Regions from separate parts of the Homo sapiens genome. Here region 2 is linked to region 1. A link is a loop called in an ENCODE intact Hi-C map of the cell type or tissue named here. Cell type or tissue: PC-9. All regions are shown on one strand. Each heading gives the region's core, and the rest is flanking DNA. Links, peaks and the distances in the headings are about the cores only. Region 1 has its middle 64 kb from the start of URI1. Region 2 has its middle 20 kb from the start of ZNF536-AS1.

The links. Hi-C counts contacts between places; a loop is a spot of excess contacts. Peaks named below come from ENCODE experiments on the same cell type or tissue, not always from the same donor. Only the 100,000 strongest peaks of a DNase experiment are listed, where the experiment ranks them.
Region 2: a loop joins it to region 1, with 16 times the contacts of the local background. A loop is called at or near these places in 12 of 110 quality-filtered maps.

Annotation. Positions count from the first base shown.
Region 1 is chr19:29,872,053-29,884,265 of GRCh38, forward strand. No RefSeq gene overlaps it. Among named protein-coding and RNA genes, the nearest start is that of URI1, 64 kb to the right of the region's middle. RefSeq lists silencers at 1,238-1,697, 7,120-7,179, 8,849-8,908 and enhancers at 6,950-7,244, 6,963-7,463, 10,179-10,714. In PC-9, for the core only: no CTCF peak of the experiment used is centred there; a DNase peak (open chromatin) is centred at 7,109; H3K27me3 peaks cover 1,266 bases.
Region 2 is chr19:30,644,180-30,656,392 of GRCh38, forward strand. It overlaps a transcript of ZNF536 not described here. Among named protein-coding and RNA genes, the nearest start is that of ZNF536-AS1, 20 kb to the right of the region's middle. In PC-9, for the core only: CTCF peaks have their summits at 6,020 (motif pointing left) and 6,220; no DNase peak of the experiment used is centred there; H3K27me3 peaks cover 3,611 bases.

The sequences.
Region 1 (12,213 bases), core at 4,080-9,079:
TAGTGAGACCCTGTCTCAAAACAAAAACAAAAACAAAACAAACAAACAAAAATCCCCGTGACCCAGCCCAGAGAGGAATGACAGCCAGGAATGGAACTCGAGGTTTCATTCCACACCACAACACTGTCTTTTAATTTTTTATTGTTTTACTTCTCTTCATTGCATTTTGTTTTATTTCATTGTTTTTACCCTTTCTAAGGACTTGTGAATAAATGCGTGGAACTGCAATGTGCATACAGTAGGCGCCCAAGCGGGGGCAGTGCAGCCCCTGCTCCCCGCCCGCGGGTGCCTTCGCTGATGAGCCTGAGGCGGGCAGCCCAGCCCTCCCGCCCGTAGGCAGCCTGACTCCAGGCCAAGGGGCAGCGGAGAGCTTCGGGGCTGCGCGCAGGAGCGCACGGCCAGGTGGGCTTTTTATGGCGCGGGCCGAGGAGGTCATTCTTTTTAGTGGGCTGTACAGCGTCCACCGCGAGGCACTTTATTTTTAGCTTCTTGAAGGCTACGATGGAGCCGCCTCCTCCGCTTTCCCAGTGCTTGCCTCCACCTCCCCCTTGACGCCCGGGTGCCCGCGGCTGCTCCTGGCTGCAGTGTCCCGATCTGTGTAGTGCAGGGTCCCTCTAGAGGTCCCCGGGCACCCTCAACTCTCAGCCCCCGTCCCCTGGCGCAGAATATTCCAGCTCCCGGGTCATGGCCCTCCACCCCCACTCGAACCTCCATCCTGTTCTGCGCCCGTCCTGAATTGCTCTTTAAAATAGTAATAATAATTTCCACTTTGATTTTGGATTCGTTGGGGGGGGGGGGGTTACACGTGCAGATTTGTTACACGGGTGTACTGTGAGGTTTGGGGTACGAATGATCCCGTTACCTAGATAGTGAGCATGGAACCCAGTAGGTGGTTTTTCAGCCCTTGCTTCGCCCACACCCCGTGGTAGTCCCCAGTGTCCGCTGGTCCATCTTTGTGCCCCCGTGCAATGCGTTGCCCTTGACGGGCCAGGTGATCTCCCCGAGGTGGGAGCCTGGCCACCCTCCCCCATTCTGCAGCCTTCACCTCCAACACCCAGCCAGGGCCAGCTCAGAGGCGCCCTGACTTGCCCACGGGGCCTGCACCCATGCTCGCCCAAACCCCTCGCATCCAGCACTGCAGGCCGGGTTCTGAGCGTCGTCGGGCGTGGTGGAGCTCGGCGGGGCCCAGCGCGGGCCTTGCCGCGGGGACACAGGGCAGGGTCGCGCTCTGCCCTCTGCCGCCACTCCAGGTCAGCATCCTCAGGGCTCGCGTGGGTGACGGCCCGTCTCGTAGCGGGGGTGAGCTGGGCTGGTCCGAGGGGTCTCCGCGGCCTCCCCAGCCACAGTCCCCGCCCGCTCCGCGCCCTCCCCGCGGGGTCGATGGCTGGGGGACCCGGCTCCGGCCCAAGCCAATCAGTCCTTCCTGAGCAGCGTGAGGTGGCTGCCCGAGGGCGGGCGGGGTGCTGCTCTGGCGGGCTCCTGGAGGCCTGGGTGGCGCAGCCCGGGGGAGCGGAGGGAGGAGGCGGCCCTGAGACCGAGCCGCGCGGCGGGTGGGCTCCCCTGACCCCGCTCCGACCCGGCCCCGCGCCCTCCCGGCCGCTCGATCGCAAAGCGTCTGCTGCCATCTGGTGGCGGCGCCCGGGCATCTGCGGAGCGGGGAAGCCTGGCCAGGCTGGTGCTCAGACCCCCACCCAGCGCCCCCGCGCCCCCGCGCCCGCGCCGCTCTCCCGGGAAGTCCCCAACAGCCTCTGGCTTTGCTCGGCTTCTCCCAGCAGAAACCGAGCCCCACGTCTCCTGGGAGCCAGCGCGCGGTGGCCGGTGCCGTGCCCAGGGGGTGACGTGCGTCCCTCTCTAACTCGGTTTTCTCATCTCTAAAATGGGGTTCATGGAAGTGCGTGCCTTGTGGAGGCTTCGCAAGGCTCCCAGGTTCCCTTAGCTCAGAAATCAGGCCTTACCCCTGAGGCGCGAGGCTGCGGGCACGAGGCTGCGATTTGGCGGCAGCCGTATTTGCACACTGTCACAGAATTAACCTCAGAGCTGGCTGGCTGCGGGTCCTGGAGGGGGTGCAGAAAAGGGGAGGGCGGGCCAGGCTCCCACCAGGAGCACCTGCAGATCGCCCTGATCGTCAAGAGCAAGGCATGACCCCTGCAGAACGGGCTGTAGGCTCGGGGCGAGGGGGGAGGGGGAGGGGACTGTCACCGGGGGGGGGGCCAGAATCCTCTGAGCCTGGGGACAGGGGACTGAGCGAGGCAGGTAGAGCCCCAGGCCCAGGCAAGAGCTCGAAGAGTATTAGCTTTTGCTGTTGTAAACCCCATGGGGTGGTCTGCAAACTGCTTCCCATACTCGCTCCGTCATGCCCTGGCTCGGCTCTGACATCACTGGTGTTGGCCATATCGCGGATTTTCTGTTTCCCCCTCTGTAAACTGGGGATGCCAATGCCAGCCCCCACTCCCGGATGAGGTACCTGGTGTACAGATGGCTCGGCCACTCTGCTGACCGTGCCCCCGACATCATTGTTCCCCGGGGTTTTCCCTCTAAGCTCCAAGAGGTTAGTTAATTCTCTGCCAGTGTGCAGAGACTCCCACAGCTGCCCCCAAACCTTGAGGTCTCCCCCCATATCCTCCTGCCTTATAGGCAAGGCCTGTTTCCTGAGCCAAGGGAAGGCGGGTGTCTTTCCTGGGAACCCCCTCCGCACGATCACAGACTAGAGAGTCCAAACCACAGATCATGTTTTCTTTCCAAAAATAGGAGCCCCACTGAGGCAGAAACTTCATTCTTTTAATAAGATGATGGTATGTTTAAGGAAAATAAATATTTCTTTTAAAAAAGAAAAGGCGATTTGGATCCACTCACATGCCAAGCACTGTCCCGGAGACCCAGGCTTGGTGCATGGCTGCGGAGGATTCCAGCAGGCATGCAACTTTAATTACTTCTCAGTGTACCACAGAGGTGGCCTGCAGCACCGGGTGTGACAGCAAGGTATGCCACCAGTAAGGGGGATGTCTCAGCAGCTGCCAGCACTCTGCCTGTGAAAACGCCAGCTCCAATTCAAAGGTATCAAATATTTGCCTAGCTGTTCAACATTTCTTCAAATAATATACTCACGACTAATTCATATCTGGACTCGACGTCTTCATCTCTCCAGGCCTCCCTCCTGGATTAGCGTGTCTTGTCTATTCCGGGAGAAAGTTGTCCTACATTCTAAAAATAGAGCTGGGAGTCTGGACATGGGCATGCACAGTCAGGGGAGGCTTTATTTATTTATCTTAAGGGTTGTCCTCTGAAGACAGCTGCAGCTGAGCCTGGGACTCACTCATCAAATAGCCATTCGCGGCTGGGCGCAGTGGCTCATGCCTAAAATCCCAACACTTTGGGAGACCGAGGTGGGTGGATTACCTGAGGTCAGGAGTTCCAGACCAGCCTGGGCAACATGGTGAAACCCCATCTCTACTAAAAATACAATAATTAGCCGGGCGTGGTGGTGGGCGCCTGTAATCCCAGATACTCAGGAGACTGAGGCAGGGGAATTGCTTGAACCCAGGGGGCAGAGGTTGCAGTGAGCCGAGATTGCACCACTAAACTCCAGCCTGGGTGAAACAGTGAGACTATCTCAAAAACAACAACAACAAAACAAAAACAAACAAATAAAAAAACAACAACAGAAAACAAACAGCCATTCATAGGTACTCAGCAGAGGGCAGGGCCTTCTAAGAAGTCTGTGCTGGCTGCTGCCTTCCAAAAGAGGCCGTGCTCCACTCCAGGGGATGCTCCGTGACCTCTGAAGTGAGGACACCCTCTCAAATCAGAGGCACGGGCCTCTCTCCTCCATAGAGGGGTTCTTCCGTTCCTGGGGATTAAAAGCCCCAAATGCCCCTGTATCATCCAGGACCCATTGGGTGGATTGCTCAATCTGGCCATCCAGGCGGAGTTTTATAAATAACTGTTTGCATGGGGGACCTCAGGAGGAGGAGTGGTACCCTGGGTCTAGTAGCAGTGGGCTGTTCCCATCCCTGGGGCCGCAGGGCTACGTGAGGAGGCGTTCTCTGACGCAGGGCAAGGTGGCTGTGTAGGCAGCACTCCCTGATAGCAGTGGTGACCGAAGAAGGAGGAGGAGCTCAGGGAACCCCCACTCTAGGTGCTCTCCTCTGCCCCCCAGTTTCCTGCTAGGGCCTCCCAGGTCCACCTGCCCAGAAGGCAGAGCGAGGCATCCACAGATAGAGTCTGTGGAGGGGTACACAGAGCCAGTGGAGGAGGGTGAAGGGGGTGTGCAGGGCAGAGGGGAGACTACCAGCTCCTCTCTCTTTTTTGAACCCGCTCCACCTCTCCAGCCTCCTTCTGTGTCTCCTGTGCTAAGTACCATTTCTCTTTCTTTCTCATGTTTCATCACCTCCGTCTCTCATTGACTCTCCTCTCTGTTTTCCTCTTGATATATCCTCCCCACTTCTCTGCTGCAGAAGAGGCGAGGTGAGTACCATTCACCTCTCCCAAGTGGTCCAGTGGCAGTGGGGCCCCCACGCACTCTACACCGTTGTTGTGTTGCTAGAGGAAGGAGAGCAGCTGAGCCCTGGGGACCTGGGGACGGGCTTCATTTGATTCTCTGCTCTTCCTCCTCTGAACTACTCTAAGTGAAGCCAATCAGGATTACTTTCATTTCATCACTTCAAGGACTTCCTCCTCGGAGTCTTTTCATCCTTCTCCTGCCTTGGCCTAGAATTAGGGAGGGGGAGTTAGTCCCCTCCTCTCTTCAGCCCCTCTGGCCAGCATCAAGCCCTTATTGAGAGCTCCAACTGTGCACCCAGCGTCAGAAATGATTTGGGGTGCCTGTGTCCGGAGCATACAGTCCTGACATGGGTGGGGACCCATGATCCATTCATTCAGTCATCGGACAGAATGCATCCAGGGCCACCCTGCTTGGGCTCCGGGCTAGACTTTTTTTTTTTTTTTTTTTTTGAGATGGAGTCTTGCTCTGTCACCCAGGCTGGAGTACAGTGGTGTGATTTCACTGCAACCTCTACCTCCCAGATTCAAGCAACCGATCCTACTACCTCAGGCTCTGGAGTAGTAGGGACTACAGGCATGGGCCACGAGCACCATCCCTGGCTAATTTTTTTTTTTTTTTTTTTTTAGTAGAGATGTGGTTTCACCACATTGGCCAGGGTAGTCTCAAACTCCTGACCTCAAGTGATGCAGCCACCTTGGTCTCCCAAAGTGCTGGGATTACAGGTGTGAGCCACTGGGCCCAGCTTTTTTTTTTTTTTTTTGAGACAGCCTTGCTCTGTCACCCAGGTTGGAGTACAGTGGCACTATCATGGCTCACTGCAGCCTCTAACTTCTGGACTCAAAAGATCCTCCTACCTCAGCCTCCTAAATAGCTAGGATTATAGGCATGCACCACCACACCCACTAATTGTTTTTTTTTTCCTTTTAATTTTTGTTGTTGTTTTGTTTTTTGTTTTTAGGCAGAGTCTTGCTCTGCCACCCAGGCTGAAGTGCAGTGGCATGATCTCAGGTCACTGCAACCTCTGCCTCCCGGGTTCAAGTGATTCTTGTGCCTCAGCCTCTCAAGTAGCTGGGATTAGATTTCGCACCACCATGCCTGGCTCATTTTTGTACTTTTAGTGGAGATGGGGTTTTCCCATGCTGGCCATGCTAGTCTCAAACTTCTGGCTTCAAACGATCCGTTGGCCTCAGCCTCCCAAAGTGCTGGGATTACAGGTGTGAGCCACCGTGCCCAGCCAATCTCTGGCCCTGATAGAGCAGATAGGGAAGGTGTGTAGCACAGTGGATCAGTAGATAAGCCCATCCAAGCCTCAGTCTCCTCTTCTCTTAAATGGGGATGAGAATCCCTACTCACAGGTTTGTGTGAAGGTAATATGACCTCACAGAGGGTTGCTTTCTTATTAAGTGGCAGGGACTTCTGCTCTGCCCCTGAAGCCCCCAAATACACATAAAAGGTGTAACCTCAGATGCAAGTAAGGAGGCACCACCAAGAGGGTAGAGGATACAGACCTGAAACACAAGGAGGAGATTGGCACCTCAGCTGGAACAGATGGGCTTGAGCCCCCGAATTCTGCTCGGGTTTTAAATTGAATAAAATAATCCCCAGAATGAATATCCCCTCTGTGAAGCACGTCCACTGTGAGGAAACCCCTAGTAACAGATCTCACCATGGCACAAAGAAAATCCTGCTCTCATAGTCTTGGATGATATATACAGCCAGCTAATGCAAAAAAAATTTCATGTTATTTTTGCTTATTTTTAAGTCCACTGGGTGCATCGTGGCTGATCGCTGTTCTGACATTTTTCTTCCCTCATTAAGAAAGATGCCCCTGGTGAGATACCTGTGCTGGGCTCAGAGCAGAAAATAAATATCGCTGGCATCCACTTTCCTATACTCTCTGGGTGTAATTAAGAAAAAGGCACCTGCAGGAGAGAGAAAGTGCAGGGTAGAAAATGGCCCAGTGGTTACTGCTCATGAGAACTCCCCAGTCTTCATAACCATCCAAATGTCACTCCTTCCATGACATTCTTCTTCTTCTTCTTCTTTTTTTTTTTCCTGAGAGAGGGTCTCGCTGTGTCGCCCAGGCTGCAGTGCAGTGGTGTGATCATAGTGAGCTATGATCAGCCTCGAGTGAGCCCGAGGGAGCAGCCTCGACCTCCTGGGCTCTAATGATCCTCCCGCCTCAGCCTCCCGAGTAGCAGGGACCACAGGCGTATGCCACCACGCCAGTCTACATATATATATTTATTTTTTGTAGAGATACCGTCTCACTGTTGCCCAGGCTGGTCTGGAACTCCTGGGCTCAAGCAATCCTTCCGCCTCAGCTTCCCAGAGTCCTGGAATTACAGGCTGGAGCTGCTATGCCGGACCCATTACAACCTCCTGGATCTGCCGGGGTCCCCCTCCATCTCTGAGCCCTAACACTTCCCTTTGGGGACTTTTCCTTTCCATTGCGGTTTTGCTTTTCCCCCTTCACACGTCTCTTATCCCAGCTGTAGTTGGCTGTCTTGTTTGTTTTGTCCAAGTCACCCTGCTTTTCTTTGGAGGACCCATCCATGACTCACAGTCCATGTGATTTAGGTAGAGCTCCAGCAGGGAGTGGCACTACCCAGGAATGGCCAACCAATGAGGGCACAGAAGTGCAGCTGCAGGCCACTGTGATTGGTTCAGGGGTGGGCAGTGAGCTAAGCTGAACCAATCAGAACGAATCCCAAGATATGGCGGGGAAGTGCTGAACAAGCCCCTCTCCTTGAGCTGAGGCTGGGACTGAAGTTGTAGTCGCCTTTGGCGCCACTGGGGAGAGCCTGCCTGTGAAAGAATTCCACTCCGAGGACAGCTGAGCCTCTCATGACAATCTGGGTCCTGATGCCGCTGTTTGAGCCCCTGGGTGCAGGGCTGCTGGAAACTTCCGGAAGGAGATTGCTCTTCTCTCTGGGAGACGTCCCCGGGGAAGCTTCAGACCCTGCCATCTCGTCCATCCCCACCATGCCCACCACCGCTCTGGCTGAGGCAGCTCCCTGCGGAGTCCTGCTCCGGGCTCAGTCTCCCAGAGAGGCAGAGTCGGGCACCGTGGGCATGGGAGACCTGCAGCCTGCCTGGTTCTCAGCTCTCAGGGGCTGGCCAGGGTCACAGTTACTGTAGCCCAGGGGGATTCTGTGAGAGACAGATGGGCTAATTTGGCTCGTTCGTCATTTTTAATGCCCTAATTTCCTGTTTTACACGCAGAAATGGCCCATAAATGGCACAGCAGGCTTCAGGGAGCTGAACTTGTACTTCCCGCTGGGACTGACTTACTCCTACTTTTTGGAATCAGGTGCACCTGCAGCCGTTCAGGAGCTGGCTGGCCGACTGTCCCAGTACCTCCTTGGTCACCTTCATACGGAGCTTTGGTCCTTCAACTTTGGAAAGGGTTTTGATTACCGAATGCCAGGCTCTCTTTCAGTCGGATTTTCCTTTGCCCCACTTTATTTCATTTTGCTTTTTTTTTTTTAAATTATTTTCTGGGCTAGGAGCCGGGGCTCATGCCTGTAATGCTAGCACTTTGGGACACCAAAGCGGGTGGATCATGAGGTTCGGAGTTCAAGACTAGCCCGGCCAGCACGGTGAAACCTCATCTCTACTAAAAATACAAAAATATTAGCTGGGTTTGGTGGTACACCCCTGTAGTCCCAGCTACTCAGGAGGCTGAGGCATGAGAATCACTTGAACCTGGGGGGTGGAGGTTACAGCGAGCCGAGATCACGACACTGCACTGGGTGACAGATGAGACTCTGTCTCAAAAAAAAAATTATTTTCCGTAGAGATGGGGGTCTTTCTATGTTGTCCAGGCTGGTCTTGAAATGCTGGGCTCAAGCAATCCTCCCACCTTGGCTTCCCAAAGCACTGAGATGACAGGCATGAGCTACTGTGCCCAGCCCATTTGCCCCACTTTGCACACTTTCTCCTCTCTTGTCACCTTTCCTTCCATTACCTTCAAATGTGCTCATCAAACCGTGAGCCCCTATGAGGCACTGGGCGTGCACACCCTGAGCAGAGGCCTCCCTGATGCTCCACGCCCATGTAGCTTTAGTTTCTGCTGTTCCTCTCTCCTAGGGTGTCTTGTTCCTTCCCTGCATAACCCTTATCATGGTCTGCCATTGCTGAGCATTTTGTTATGGTTGTTTATTGGGTTCACTGCTGTTACACTGTCAGTTCTCAGAAGACAGAAACTGATTTCTTTTTCTCCTTAAGAACGTTTGCATCCAGCTCAGAGACTGGCCCACGGAGGGCCCTAGAGAAACACCCAGGGCGTGACCGAGTGGGTGGGTGTGAGTGTGCCGCACCCTGGCCCTGGTGCTGGAGGGGAACCAAGCAGAACCTGCCCCAACACTGCTCCCAGGAGGCTCAGCTTCTAGAGGGGTAGCGGTGGGAGAGGGGTTGGTGGGGTGTGGTGAGCTGTCCTAAGTGCAAGTGCAGATCAGAGTCTGAGCTGCAGCTGGGAGAGGGAGACAGGAAGCCTGCCCAGCAGCGGGGAGCCTGGGGTGGACTCTTTTTTTTTTTTTTTTTTTTTGTCAGAGACAGGGTCTCACACTGTCACCGAGGGTGGAGTGCTGTGGTGTAATCTCAGCTCACTGCAGCCTCGACCTCCCGAACTCAAGAGATCCTTCCATCTCAGCCTCCCAAGTACCTGGGAATACAAGTGCATGCCACCACACTCGGCTAATTTTTTGTTGTTGTTATTTTTTGTAGAGACAGGGTCTCACTATATTGCACAGGCTCGTCTTGAACTCCTGGGCTCATCAAGGAATCCTCCTGCCTTGACTGCCCATAACGCTGAGATTACAGGCATGAGCCACCTTGCCCCGCCTTGGGTGGACTCTTGACTGAAACACAGAACTTTAAGAGAAATGCAGAAATAAGAGAATGGGGGCTGCCATCCAATGCTTGATCATATTCGTCTCCTGCTTTGCTTTCTGATCCTGACTTCCCATGGAGGAATTCAGCCTTAGGAGCAGAAATGGGCTGTGGTTTCTAATCTGCCCCACATCATTCAGCACAGGGCTGGGCTGCGTGGCCTGTGACTAATCAGCGCTCACCCATAAGAAATGGTGTGCATCTGCAAATGTCGTGGTGTCCCTTGCAATGCCCTATTTCAGGTCTGCAGTGGGTGAGGGATGGGCAGGGAAGCACAGTGAATTATGTGACACCAGCCTGGAATGGCTTCATCCAACAAAGGGCTGACATTTTCTCTTGGTTTATTTTGAGATGGAGTCTCAAAAATCTGATTACAGATCACGCCTGTAATCTCAACACTTTGGGAAGTCAAGGCAGGAGGATTCCTTGATGAGCCCAGGAGTTCGAGACCAGCCTCTGCAACATAGTGAGACCCTGTCTCCACAGTTGCCCAGGCTGGAGGGCAGTGGCGCGATCTCGGCTCACTGAAACCTCCGCCTCTTGGGTTCAAGCGATTCTCCTGCCTCAGCCTCCCGAGTAGCTGGGATTACAGGCATGCACCACCATGCCTGGCTAATTTTTGTATTTTTAGTAGAGACAGGGTTTCACCATATCTGGTCTCGAACTTCTGACCTCAAGTGATCCCCCCAGCTGGGCCTCTCAAAATGCTGGGATTACAGACATGAGCCACCGGCCCGGCCAGGAGTGACATGTTCATTCCAAGAGCCCATCTCTGTTCCTGTATTATTTACAACGGACGCTGGCCTTTCGGACCCCCAAACATGTAAGTGGTTCTAGCTCGAGGAGAGGTGTGAGGCATGTGCTATGGGTTCAAGTCCCAGCTCTACCACTGAGTAGTGAAAGGCCTGGGGAAGCTCCTTAACCTCTCACAGGCTTACTTCCTGCCCCTGAGAAGTGGGAGCAGTGGGTAGCCCCAGGCGAGGGTGGGGGTTGGGGCAATGCCTGGCCCATAATGAAGCACCCTCTGCCGAGCCTCTGCGTGGCTGCCCCGAAGCCTGGGTGCAAGGCCCCTCTGTCACCTCTGGAGTACTTGCCTCCATCAAAGAAGGGAGCAGCTGCCTCCTGCCGGTGTTAGCCAGGCATAGGCTCTCTGCCCTCCCTGCCTGGGCTTTGTGTATTCTTGGTGTTCAAAAGGTATCTCTTGAATGATGTGTGAACAACTGGTAGAAACTCATCAGCACTTATGGAAATAGCACACCAAGTTGTCAACTGCCCGTAAACCCTTTGCCATCCCTCCGGTGGCAGCATGTTCCCCGCTGGTGGGGAGAAAGGGCCTTGCTTGGTCTCATGGACCAGCCAGGCAGGCAAGGAGGCCGCAAACACAGGACTAATAGCACCCTCGTGGCCTGCCCCCAGCCCTCATTTCAGAACGTGGCCCTTCCTGAAGCCGCTTTAGCTGGCTGGGGGAGGGGTGGGGTTGGAGGGGTGGAGACGGTAGCGGTTCTCCACCTTCCCTCTGCCCCGCTGTGCCGCCCAGCAGATGGGGAGTTAGCACGTCACAGGTGCAGCTCCACTTTGGTCACCTGGAGGCTCTGCTTGCAAATGTGGGGCTGGTGCTTGGAATTCAAGATGCCCAATAAAGGATCCATCCACAGCGGCTGCCCACGGGAGCCATCTCTCTGTGGCTCCCAGGAGCCAGGAGGGCCTGGAGCTGGGGACAGGGGGAAGTTCTGATTTTAAATTGGGGAATTCTGACATCAGCCCAGTCTCGTTCCCCAGAAAGAAACTGGTCCCGTCTGCCGTCTTTCCAGATAGTTCCTTCTGGAGCAGAAGTAGTCCAAATTCCAAACCTCTGATTACTGACATTTGCGGTTAGTTTTTTGGTATTATTTTTATACAGGAAAACTTGTTCTGAATAATGCAACTTTACACAGACACTCTCACCACTGGGCCTCACCAAGTCCTGATTTTCAAAACACTCAGAGCCCTTCCTGAGCTCACCTGAGAGATGCTGTCTTTGGAGTTTGTTCCTGATGAGTTTTAGAGAGCTTTTCTTTTTCTTTGTTTCTTTGTTTCTTTCTCTGTTTCTTTCTTTTTTTATTTTTGGTTTTGTTTTTTGAGATAGGGTCTTTCTCTGTCACCCAGGCTGCAGTGCAGTGGTATGATCTCCGTTCACTGCAACCTCGGTCTCCTGGCTTCTAGTGATTCTCCTGCCTGAACCTCCCAAGTAACAGGAATTACAGGTGTGCACTACCATGCCCAGCAAATTTTTTTTTTTTTTTTTTTTGAGACAGAGTCTTGCTCTGTCACCCAGGCTGGAGTACAGTGGCACGATCTTGGCTCACTGCAAGCTCCGCCTCCCAGGTTCACGCCATTCTCCTGCCTCAGCCTCCTGAGTAGCTGGGACTACGGGCGCCCGCCACCGTGCTCGGCTAATTTTTTGTATTTCTTTAATAGAGGCAGGGTTTCACCGTGTTAGCCACGACGGTCTCGATCTCCTGACCTCGTGATCCACCCGCCTTGGCCTCCCAAAGTGCTGGGATTACAGGCGTGAGCCACCGCACCCAGCCTCCAGCTAATTTTTATATCTACTAAAAGTAGAGATGGGTTTTCACCATGTTGGCCAGGTTGGTCTCGAACTCCTGACCTCAAGTGATCCACCTGCCTTGGCCTCCCAAAGTGCTGGGATTACAGGTGTAAGCCACTGCACCCTTCTTTTCTTTCTTTTCTTTCTTTCCTTCTCTCCCTCCCTCCCCTTCCTCCTTCTCTCCCTCTCACCTTTCCTTCCTTCTTCCTTCTTCCTTTCCTTTCCTTTCCTC
Region 2 (12,213 bases), core at 3,155-8,154, 770 kb after region 1:
ACACAGTGGGGTGCATTTTGATCTGCTATGCTTAGCTGTTTCTCTTTATATGTATATTTTTAAAAATTTCCTCCTTCCTTTCATTCTTAGTTTGTAATCTCTAAGCATGAATTCATAACGATTTGGTTTAAAGTATGTACGTCTCCAGAGTTAAAATGGAGAGAAAGCCTATAGTGGACATTTCTTTCTTTTTTTTTTAATTATACTTTAAGTTTTAGGGTACATGTGCACAACATGCAGGTTAGTTACATATGTATACATGTGCCATGCTGGTGTGCTGCACCCAGTAACTCGTCATTTAGCATTAGGTATATCTCCAAATGCTATCCCTCCCCCATCCTCCCACCCCACAACAGGCCTCGGTGTGTGATGTTCCCCTTCCTGTGTCCATGTGTTCTCATTGTTCAATTCCCACCTATGAGTGAGAACATGCGGTGTTTGGTTTTTTGTCCTTGCGATAGTTTGCTGAGAATGATGGTTTCCAGCTTCATCCATGTCCCTACAAAAGACATGAACTCATCCTTTTTTATGGCTGCACAGTATTCTATGGTGTATATGTGCCACATTTTCTTAATCCAGCCTTTTATTTGTTGGACATTTGGGTTGGTTCCAAGTCTTTCCTATTGTGAATAGTGCCTCAATAAACATACGTGTGCATGTGTTTTTATAGCAGTGTGATTTATAATCCTTTGGGTATATACCCAGTAATGGGATGGCTGGGTCAAATGGTATTTCTAGTTCTAGATCCCTGAGGAATCGCCACACTGACTTCCACAATGGTTGAACTAGCTTACAGTCCCACCAACAGTGTAAAAGTGTTCCTATTTCTCCATATCTTCTCCAGCACCTGTTGTTTCCTGACTTTTTAATGATGGTCGTTCTAACTGGTGTGAGATGGTATCTCATTGTGGTTTTGATTTGCATTTCTCTGATGGCCAGTGATGTTGAGCATTTTTTCATGTGTCTTTTGCCTGCATAAATGTCTTCTTTTGAGAAATGTCTGTTCATATCCTTTGCCCACTTTTTGATGGGGTTGTTTGTTTTTTTCTTGTAAATTTGTTGGAGTTCATTGTAGATTCTGGATATTAGCCCTTTGTCAGGTGAGTAGATTGCAAAAATTTTCTCCCATTCTGTAGGTTGCCTGTTCACTCTGATGGTAGTTTCTTTTGCTGTGCAGAAGCTCTTTAGTCTAATTAGATCCCATTTGTCAATTTTGGCTTTTGCTGCCATTGCTTTTGGTGGCATTTCTTTAAAAAAATTTTTTTGGGGGGAATCAATGCCTTGGTGCCTTAGCATCAGAGGATATGACTATTATAGGACACTCCTGTTATTATTAATGAGGAGGACATGTATCCTTCATTTTGCAACTTTTCATCCTCAGTGACCTTTTAAATATGGAAACTGTTGAAGTCACATTTTAATATTAATGAATGATGTAAAAGGTAAATGAAGTTCAAATTATTCTAATACTTGCATGTTAGGATCTGTGTCTATATCCATATCTTCTCCACAGGCTTGTCATAACTTTATAAGTGTCAAAGGGATTTGAGTGTGAAGCCCCACAGATGAGGGCCGTCTGCTAGTGGCTGCAGCCCACTTAGCGGATGGCGCCACCCTGCAGCAGGGAGCTTCCCATCTAGACACATATGTTCTGATGCTTTTGGTCATTATTCTGACCTAGACATTCACCAAGAATGAAGAAACTATTCGTTTGGCGAACAACACGTCTGCATTTTGGGAAAGTTCGCCATGCCGTTGCCCAGCCTGGCTTCTTGCTGGATAAGCTTTGGGTTGGAGCCCTGAGGACAGCAGGTCTCAGATCTAGTCACCGTCTTCTCCAGCCTCCTGCTACTGCATTCTGTAGCTCTGTCTCCAAGTGCAAGAGTTTGGCCCCTTTGGGGATTTCTGCCATTATTTTTTCAGAGAAGGTATTCAGCTCTGGTTTGGCTTGTAGCAACAAAGGTCTTTTTGTGTCTCACGATTCCTCTCCCCTCTGCCTCTTCTTTCATCCCTGTGGCATCTATTATTACCGTAATGTGACTAAGGGGGCCTTTCCCCCTGTCATGTGCCTCCCCAACTGTCCTGGTGGAAAATAGTATGTTCTTTTTTCCTTTACATCCATCATTTCCACCTAAGCACAGTATAGCAGCCTCTGGGGAAAGAAGCTTGAGCCTGCGCACACATGTTCACGACTGTGTGTACACGTGTCTAGGAGCACGAATGTGCACAATGTGTGTTTAGGCAGGAGTGCATCTTTGCAAGGTGTGAAGGTGTGCTCATGAATGTCCCTATGTAATGTGTGAATGTGTGCATGTGCGGGTGTGTGCGTGCTTCTGCATGAAGCCATCGGTGTGTACGTGTGGATGTGTGACTTTGCCGGTCAGTGGGCACAGCTGTTGATCACGCACTGTCCAGACCACAGTGCTTTAGCTCCTTCTAGACATTTTCTCCACCTTTATTTGTGTTAATTACTCAAGTGGCAATTAGTGGCTCTGCCCCCCTTTTGGTCGCAGTCTCGTAGTATTTGAGGGATGGTCATGTATTCATCATATTTCAATAAATCCTTTCCAATGTTATTGCCCTTGTTGTATCAACTGGCACCTGCCCTCCGACGTTACACCTGCAGGAGAATTCCACCACGTTTGGGCGCATTTCCGAAGCAAGGCTATTGATGTTGTATGTTTAAAAAAATTAATTAAAAAAACTCAGATCTCGGGAAATTCCAGCAGTCAGTCTCCTTTTTTTATCCTAATCTCTTCATAGTAATGCTCACAAGTACCCTTGGTCCAGACAATTCTTCATTCATTCTCCACCCCCCACCACACTCACACCCAAACTCCCCACCGCTGGAGATTAGTCCTTTGTGAGTCAGTGCACAAAAGCTTTCTTAAAGTCCCAGTAAATTATACCCCTGGTTTCCCTCTTGAATTCCTTTTTGTTACTTTTTCAAAATATTCTATTAGTTTTGTTACGTATGATCTCCCTTTTGTGAATCCATGCTGAATATCTTTAATTAAATCATAACTTTCCCTATTTTGTCCCTGATTAGTGTTTCCAATATCTTCCCCACTGCTCAAGTCAAGCTTACTGGTGTTTAATTTCTTTGATCTCCCTTTGAGTCGTTATTAAATATAGGTGTTGCATAAGGGCTCTTGGCCACTGGTGCTTCTCCCGTTTCCCTGGGTGTTTTTAAAAGGTATTTGCTAACCGTTCCCCTGTTTCCTTGCCTCTTCTTGCACAAATTCTAAGATGGTTCCCATCTGCTCCCGGAGTTATCAGTCCTTAGACACTCTAATTTCTTTCTCACCTGTTCTGCTACTAGGCTGATTTCCTTCAGAAATATTTTCCTCTCCCTGGGAAATGCTTGTCTGTTGCTGGCATCTGCTTTCGTCTTCCCTTTATGGACATGAAAGCAAATAATTTATTTTTCATTTTCTCTAGAAGTTGTCATCCCTCCTTCCAATCAACTATGTTCTATGTATGCCTCCTTGTGTTTTTTAAAAGAGCATTATAAACCCAGTTCCAGCACCTCCTTGCTAAGACCCCAATTTGGAAGTGGTATTTCCTTTCCAAAGGGTTGATAGCATCACCAACTTTTAATCTGGGGCAGGGAGTGCTGACCCTTTGCTAGCGAAACTGTTTTGGATGCCCCCAGCTGTCCTACAGCAAGCAGCATGAAGTCTTGAGGCTTCCCTGACAACCGGTACAAGAGGGACCTGGCCCCATCTCCGGGTTTTAGGGAGTTGTGAAGTTTCCCACGTGTCGCTTTGGAAATCTCTCATATGAAGTCAGCTTCAGCCAGGAAGCTTGCCTTCACTTTTCTTCTGCTCAGTGCCTCCAATTTTCCTCACACCTGAGGGATGCATCGGTTCTCCTATGGCTCGCTCCCCTTCAGGCTGTACTGTGGGCTCATCCTCAGATGGAATTTCCTTCCTTTTCTGCCTGTGTTCCCAGAACACAGACTAAAAAGGGCTGCTCCATGCAGAAGGTGCACACCCACGGGCTTTCAGATGCTCTTAGCTGCAGGTGCCCTGTCAAGGGGCTGGGCCCACAAGAAGCGGTTCCGAGTCCCCAACCTGCGGCCGCGTGGAAGCCTCCTCAGATAGCACTGTTCCTCTCAGCTTGACCTCATTTCCTTTTCCAGTACAACCCAGATCTGCGTGCTGAGACATCACTCTCAGGTTGTAAATTCTACACCAAATCAAAAGGCCAAATCCTTTCTGCAAACCCACAGGCGCTCGACCTACATCACACCAAGGAGCCTGGCCCCGATGGCTATCTCAGGACCCCTGGGCAGGGGCAGCAGAGGTGTGAGCCCCCACCCCTCCAGCACCAGCTACTGGCCTTCTGCAGGACAGCAACTTCCCCGGATCAAGTGGCAGAAACAGCATCAGCCAACGTTTCCACAGAGTATGAGTCATAAATAGTCCTTTTCACATTGTTTCACATCAAAAGGCAAGCAGCCTGTGCTGTTCCCCGTCCCTCATCCCTAACATAGAAGTGCGTGAAATTTGCCCACAAACAAGGATTTGAAATTTTAAAAGCTCAATAAAGGTAGTCAATAGACACACTCCAGTCAGTTTTTAAAAAGTGTTTTTAATTGGGTCAAATAGCATGTTACTTTGGGGAAAAATAAAGATCATTTAAACTGGTTCTTTTAGTTCACATGTTTTTGAAAACTGATTTTCTGGTGCAGACCTAGTTCGAAATATCATCCGGAAGTGCTGATGATAAACGGGTGGGCCCAGGGTTCCCTCTGAACTTTAGGGGGTTCTTCTTCACTGTTTCTCCGACCACTGTTTCTTCACTGAAAGAGTCTATAGTCTCTTCACTTCAGGGCGATGGGGTAGGACGGCTGGGGTCCTGATTCCATAGTTAACCAGGATCAACCCTGGGTCTTGAGCCACCTCACTGTATGCCCGACAGCTGCCCCAGACAGGGAGGACAGTCCTCTGTCAGCCTCTGAGCAATGTTCCAGAAGCAATTTATAGATGGACTTGGTGAGCAAAAAGTGAGAGTCACAGGTGCTTCATAATAATTGCTTGCACATTTCCAGAATCGGACATTCTGTCATTTAATAGACCTAAAACTAAAAAGCTTTTGTCTGTGAAAGGTGACCAGTAGAAACAGCGTTTGGATTATATGATATCCCATAACTTAATCATATGGCTCTTAACAGGGGGACATACACAGCTGTGTCTCACTAATATGCATGCAATATGTGTAAACTGATACGCTTTAATTCTAAACTTGTTTTTAGCAGGAAGAAAAAAGCATTTAGATGAGGAACATTAAGATTCAATATTAACCATTTTTTCCCCTTTGGGCAAAATTATTCATCACTTGATATTTATTAAAGCAGCATTTTCCTTTTTTTTTTTTTTTTTTGCTATTGTGAGATGCATCCTGCTACTGATTTTCCAAACATCCTCAAAGTTATGTGGCAAAGTGAAAAAGACACAGGAACAGCCAGTAGCCCCTTTGGGGTCACAGGAAAACAATAGACTTGAAAGATACACACTTGTTCTTTTGAAGCCCGAGAGTCATCCTAACCCCTAGGACCTAGTGACAGGGGCAAAGTTGGAGTAATTAATTTAGAAGGGGGCTGACTGGTTTTCCACCTCTCCAATTACACATATTTGATTTGCCTATCCTGTCTGACGTTTTAATTGTTAGTTTATACTGGTTTAATCTGAAATATTTAAGTATATTTGCTTTGATAATCTTAACTAAAAAAAAAAACTAAGACAAAGGAATTGTAGATTAGAGACTTTATTTTCAGGGCAAAATGATACGGGTAAGTGAACATCAACTGACCAGAAATTATTTGCTTCTGTCTGTTAGACACGTAATGGAGTCATTTAACTAGTCAAATTAGGAGCTGCAGAAATGCACCATGCTTCATTACTGAGTTCGAATGGGCACCATTTTACATTTACGTCAAAAATTATCTCATAGCAAATTAATGTTTTCATTGTGCAGAAAGGCTGAAGCTATGCAGTGTTAGCGGCACCTAGAGGCCATTGCGAAAATACTTCAAAGGGATGATCTGCAAACAAGGACAAAATGATCAATAGATGAGTGGTGGTGGTGAGAGCCCTGACCCCGTTTGAAAGTAAGAGTAGTCATTGAATCAGATTGGCTCTCTTGGTGACCATATGAAGCTCTGAGGGGCCATGACGGTTTTCCTAAACTTGGCCTAGAACTAAATGTGCTGAAAGAGCCCCAAAGATTTCTCTCCTTTTCTTGTTACTCTTTAAGTCCTGAAAATATCTGTTTTTGTTTTGTTTTGCTTTGTTTTCACAGTTTGAGTTTGCTTTTTCTTTTACCTATGGGCTTACATTATATCAGAATCTCATATGTTAGCCGATGAGCATTTCTGTAAATAAGCAAGGAGAGATTTTTTTTCCTCCCACATTGTAAATTGGCATCCTTAGAATCTTTCTTTTGTCATTGGTAAAAACTTGCTGTCCGTAGAAAGAGGCAACACATGACACTGTTTCATCTTAAAAAATACTGAACTGGGTAAATCCTCCATCCAAACAGATGACCAAGGTTGGTTGTTGTCCCAAGAATGTCAATCTCTGCTCAATTTAGCGAGAAATCATGTTAAATGAAATGGCAAAGCCCTCACCAATGAAAATATGTGTTAAAATGATCTGCAAGTCGTCAGTGACGCTGGGACGTTGGAGCATACTGTCAGAGCAGAAGCAAAGGAGAGAATGGAAGCATATAAATAGCATTGAGAACTCGAGAATATTTCAAGACAATATTGATGTCTAAAATATATGTGAATGACTGCATAATGATCGAGGCAGACATAATTCAAAGTACAGTCAGAATCTGGCCTCCAACTCAGAGCTTTAAATTCTCCAAAAGACATCTGTTTGCTGAGAAAGCCTCACCAACAGCTGCGCCACATAAAGGGGAGAACCCGGGATAAGGTTGGGAGTTGGCAGGTAGGGGAGCCTCAGAGGGGTTAGGTGGGGTCCTGGAGGGCGGGCGCCCACCTTCACTCCACAGGTACCGGAAGCGGGGCTGCTTTGGACAAAGGCGAGGGAGGTGCCTGTATTTCCTAGAACCAGGTAGCAAATGTTGCCTGTGTGTTTCATCAGAAAGCGCCCCAGTTGGGCACTGTGCCTCTTGGATGCTGACAAGAAGATTTGACGTTACTTCTCTGGTCCTTAACTTTGTTTACCCAGCTGCTATTCTTCCCATACTTAACTCTTTCACCGTGCAGAAAGCAAGGGGGAGGGAGGAAGGGAAGCTCCAGGTGTGATTTTTCAGAACAAAATATAATGCTGTGATTTATTTTTAAAAAAGAGAATAAGCACGAGGAAATTGAATAGCATCCATTTCATGCTTAACCGTGGTTCACAAATGATAGTTTGTAATTAAAATTCTGTCTGCAAACCTATTCTGCAGACCCCAAAAGAAAACTTCCTCAGAATGTTATCAACTCTCCAATTTCTGTAAAGATGCCATATTTTCAGATTTCAAAGAGAGGATCTCCTTTTGAAAATAAAGAATTGTTGGGTATCGTATGAGCCTGCTAAGTACAGCATTTTAAACCCACACTGTGTTGAAAAATTCAAGAATTTGGCAGTGACCTTAAGGCCACAGATAGGATAATGAAAAATGAGGCGATGAGGGCAGTGTCTAAAGGAACTACTCTTTTGTTCTAACAGAAGCTTTGTGTGTGTGTGGCTTAAGCAAGTGGTTCAATAGAATTTCTTTGAAACAGAAACAAAAATGCTAAGAGCTGGTTACAAGTACTCTGGTCTTCTTTTCTCCTTAAAATGCAGGAAGAATTTTTACCTCTTCTCATGAATCTTGTCTGCTGAAATGTCTCAGTCTTCATGTTATGTTTACCAAGGCCAGGCCAGAGGATCTGATAATTTATAACCATTCCTATTGGGTTTTATGTAATAACTTTGGAACTCATATAAAGTAATGATCCACAAACTCTTTTAATGTTCATTATAAAATATGAAATATTTCTCAGAACCATTGCAATTATGTGACCAGACATAACTGTTTCACACATGAGTAAATACAGGGAGGTTTAACATAACTTTATTATCTTGCTGTCTTTTCTTCTCATTGATGTGATAATACTGTTTTAATATTTTTCTAAAGAAAAGTTAAGTAATTTTAGAATCTCTACTGAGGCCCGCTTTATTGGCTTTTGTAATAGAACTCTCAAATCTAATTGTATTTATGCTCAGACTGACACCACTAAATGTCGTGAATGGAAGGGAAATGCCCCCCAAAGCTGTGTATTCTGTAATTATCGATAGATGTGTCTCTGCTGACGAGGCCTGGGGATCTGGGGAGAGTCACGCAAGTAAAGCTGAGATGGCAGCAGGCATTTCCACCGTCATCCTGAGGCCCCCATGGATGCAGAGAGGTGCTTTTCTAAGGAGTGAATGAGCCCCGTCATTCTGTAGGACTCACCAGGAAACTTTTCCCCCTTTACTGTGTGTGCTGTGTCTGCCTCTCCTGGGTCTGGAGTCAGTAGCATGCAACTTCTAGTTTCGTAGAAGGCTGATCTCCGAAGGGAATTTTCCTGGGCTTCCTGTCCTAGTGATCTGAGCTGAGTGGCATTGTTCCGGTTGCTTGACCTTCACCTGGGGCGTGGGCTTGGGGTCATCCCTGGTGGCTGTAAAGTCTCCTGCAGCGATGGAAGCCAGAGAGGGATTATTCTGGAAACCCACTTCTTACTCCCCGTGTGGGCAGTGGAAGCTGTAACACCAAGGCGGGGAACCCAGTGACAGTGCTGCATCCACTCTCGATGCCCCGTCAGAATCCAGGATCCTCCCAGGACCGAATGGCGGCTATTTCTAGCCTAGTAAGGTTGGGTGGAAAAGATTAAACATGAGGGAAGGTGCCGTTATCTGGGCATTTCCAAGTCCTGGAGAGGAGAGAGGGTTTCACCATGCTTGACTCTTTTATCTTACTTGTTTTTAGACAAGTGTTTCTCAAAGTCTCATGTGCAACCAGATCCCCATGGATCTTGCTATGATGCAGATTCTGACTCAGTAGTTCTGGGGAGGACCCTCTATCCTGCCCTTCAGCTCCAGGGTCATGGCTGTGCTGCTGATCCAGAGACCACACATTAGATCTGGGTGTAGCATCTGTCTTCTCACTGCACATCTGCTTTCGGGGAGACAAGCAGACACAGGGCATGGAAGGTTAGGTGGGGCCCTCTGAGAGGCCTATGAGTGCAATGAAACTTGAAGAGTGGCCTGATGGCTGGAGCCAGCTCACAGTTGGGTTTTGTTTGACTTGTCCGATATTACACTTTTGCTTTCAATTGGTTGCACACAGTTTAAAAATGAAAGATTTTTTAAATTTACAAATCCAGGCTTTCAGGTTCTCTTGAAAAACTAGAATGTCTGGGACAAGAGATAGAAGAGAGGTGGGATCCGCTCCCTTAGGAGCAGAGGATGGAAGAGAGGTGGGAGCCACTCCCTTAGGAGCAGGGGACGGAAGAGAGGTGGGAGCCGCTCCCTTAGGAGCAGGTGATGGAAGAGAGGTGGGAGTCACTTCCTTAGGGAGGTGTGGCTCTTCCCTTCTCCGCCAAGGGGTCCCGCCCAGCCTGCCTTGCTCATAACACAAGAGTTTGCAGACAGGGAAGTTAGACCCCAGGAAAAGAGGGTCACTTCCCTGGCACACACAGGGCATGTGCAATGGTGGAGGCTGCGTGCCCCCCTGCTGCTGGCTCTTGTCTGGAGTTTGCTGGAATGGAGAACTCTTGCCCCATCAGAACCCAGGACTCACCTGCGTGCTTTAGCTCTGCCTTCTGGCAAGTGCCATCTTCCTCTTTGAGGAGCTGTTCCTTAGCTCTCTAGTTCTCACAAGCAAGCCACTAGAGAGGGTGCAATTCCCAGCTAATTAAAGGTCTTGAGATCCTCCCCTCCCTGTCGCCGACGCTCCTTTGAAACAAGCGGGCTGCATAAGAAGTCTCCCTGGCTGCTACCTGGCAGCAGGTGTGAGCCAAGGGCTGGTGCCCAGGCTGCGTGGGGCCCAGTGGGGAGGGAGCCTGACCTTCACCTAGGTACATCCAACAGGTGTGACCGCCCGGCATAGTAATCACCCAGTTCCTAGGTGGGCAGTATTGGGGATCATCACAAAATCTGGAATGTTCATTAGTGCATGAAATCATCTGATCATCTTCCCACTTGGCCCTCTTCACTCCTCACCACCCCCCTTATTCACCCCTCACCACCCCCCTTATTCACCCCATCCCCAGTCTCTCCTGGAAACTGGTGGGTTGCATTGGAGTCAGATGTGGCAAAACACAGCCTAAGTCAACATTCGTGGTTCCTAAAGCGAAAGAACTGTGGAATGCTTGTATTCAAAGATTTCTCCATGACTGCACCTGGTTGAGTGATGAAATAAAGGTGAAACCAAAAAGACCTTTCTGCTTCCCTGGGCGGTGGCTATCTAGGTCTTTAGTTCTTTTAACCGGGCGATTGTTGCTGTAATGGGTCTCAGTGCTACTGGGGCACTGACTGAGGCTTGTTTTTTTTCTCCATGAAGACCAGGAACCCAGTGCCCTGGAAGGCTGGTGGCTTAGGTAAATTTGAGGGCTGGGCTTGAGCCAGGCTCTGCTGAGCTCTACACTTCAGCTGTGTCTGCCACCCACCCCCCACACACCCCCCCATGCTGGGCAAAGCCACCGTGCTTACAGCGTTGACTTTCTTTATCCCCAAGCAGCATTCAGGGCTAACTTTTCAGAAATTTTTATTTCTGAATGCTGGTTAAAGGCAGGATCTTCTGCTGCCAAATTTCTCAAGCTGTCACCTGCACAGTGAACAAGTGAGGAGTGGCCTGAGGCACCTGGCTGTGCTCCTACAACGAAGCACTCTGTTCTTAGGGACTTTAGTACTGGGTACATCTAGGGAGTTAGGAGGACTCACAGGACACTCAGATTGACAGCTCTCAGCATTTGGCTGCTGGTTAAATAAATCTCACATGAGTTAAAATTTCTACATGTTCTCCCATTTACAAGACAGAGTAAAATCAGCACTTAATGGGTCTTGTAGAGTATTGCAATGACAGACTGCATAGGGGTAGCCGGGTGACTGCAAGAGCTTCCTGCTCTCTTCATCATCTTCTCAGAGAGCTTTGCTCATTTCTGTTTTTGAATGTGAATAAAAGAATCTATTACATATTACATTCAGAGAAAATGGTACGTGGTACCCAATTGTGGCCACATGCAAGGGGAATGCCATACTGAGAACCCAGCATGCTGATTGGTATAGGGAGCTGGAAGTCATTGAATGGGGAAGGGCTGGAAGAAACTGAGGGTGAACTCAGCCCTCACTTCAAAGGAGTTTGCCGTCAACTCAGAGAAATGGAGCTAAACCATGCAAGCTGCATTGCTACCCAAGACATGGGTGGGAAGGGAATGAGGTTGGGGAATAGGGCAGAATTGAGCTGGGCCTGCAAAGATGGGGAGGGTTTGGCTAAAACCTAGGATTTTACAGATTTATCCAAGGGAGGAATCTAGCAATGATCTCCTTTTGCTCTTTAGTGTCTTTTCCTCTGGCCGGTTAAAATTCCCTGTTCATGTTGGCTTGGTGGCTTACACCTGTAATCCCAGTGCTTTGGGAGGCTGAGGTGGGAGGATCACTTGAGCCTAGGAGTTCGAGACTAGCCTGGGCAACATAATGGGACCCTGTCTCTACAGAAAATGTAAAAATTAGCTGTGCGTAATGGTGCACACCTGTAGTCCCAGCTACCTGGGAGGCTGCAGTTGGAGGATCACTTGAGCCCAGGAGTTTGAGGCTGCAGTGAGCTGGGATTGCACCATTGCACTCCAGCCTTGGCAACAGAGCAAGACCGTGTTTCATAAAAAAAAAAACCAACAAACCCACTTTCATTGACATCTGCATGTATTTGAGAGGGCTCAAAAATGAGGCAAGTTTTTGCTTCTGCAGCAAGATGGAGTTCTAGAGTCCTGGAGACCTTCTCCTTGGTTCCTCTCCAGTGCTGTCCTTGGTGTTACTCAAAGGAACAATTGCCTGGTCTTCTGAATTGGGAACTACTTAGAATATAACAGCTGTGCTTTATATGATGAATTTAATTCTTTTCTAATGAATTTTATCAGACTGCTTTTTGGAGCACATACTGGAATATGGCAGTGCCGGACCATTTTCCATCATAAGAAAATAAATTAACTTAGGATTGTGAAATCACATTAAA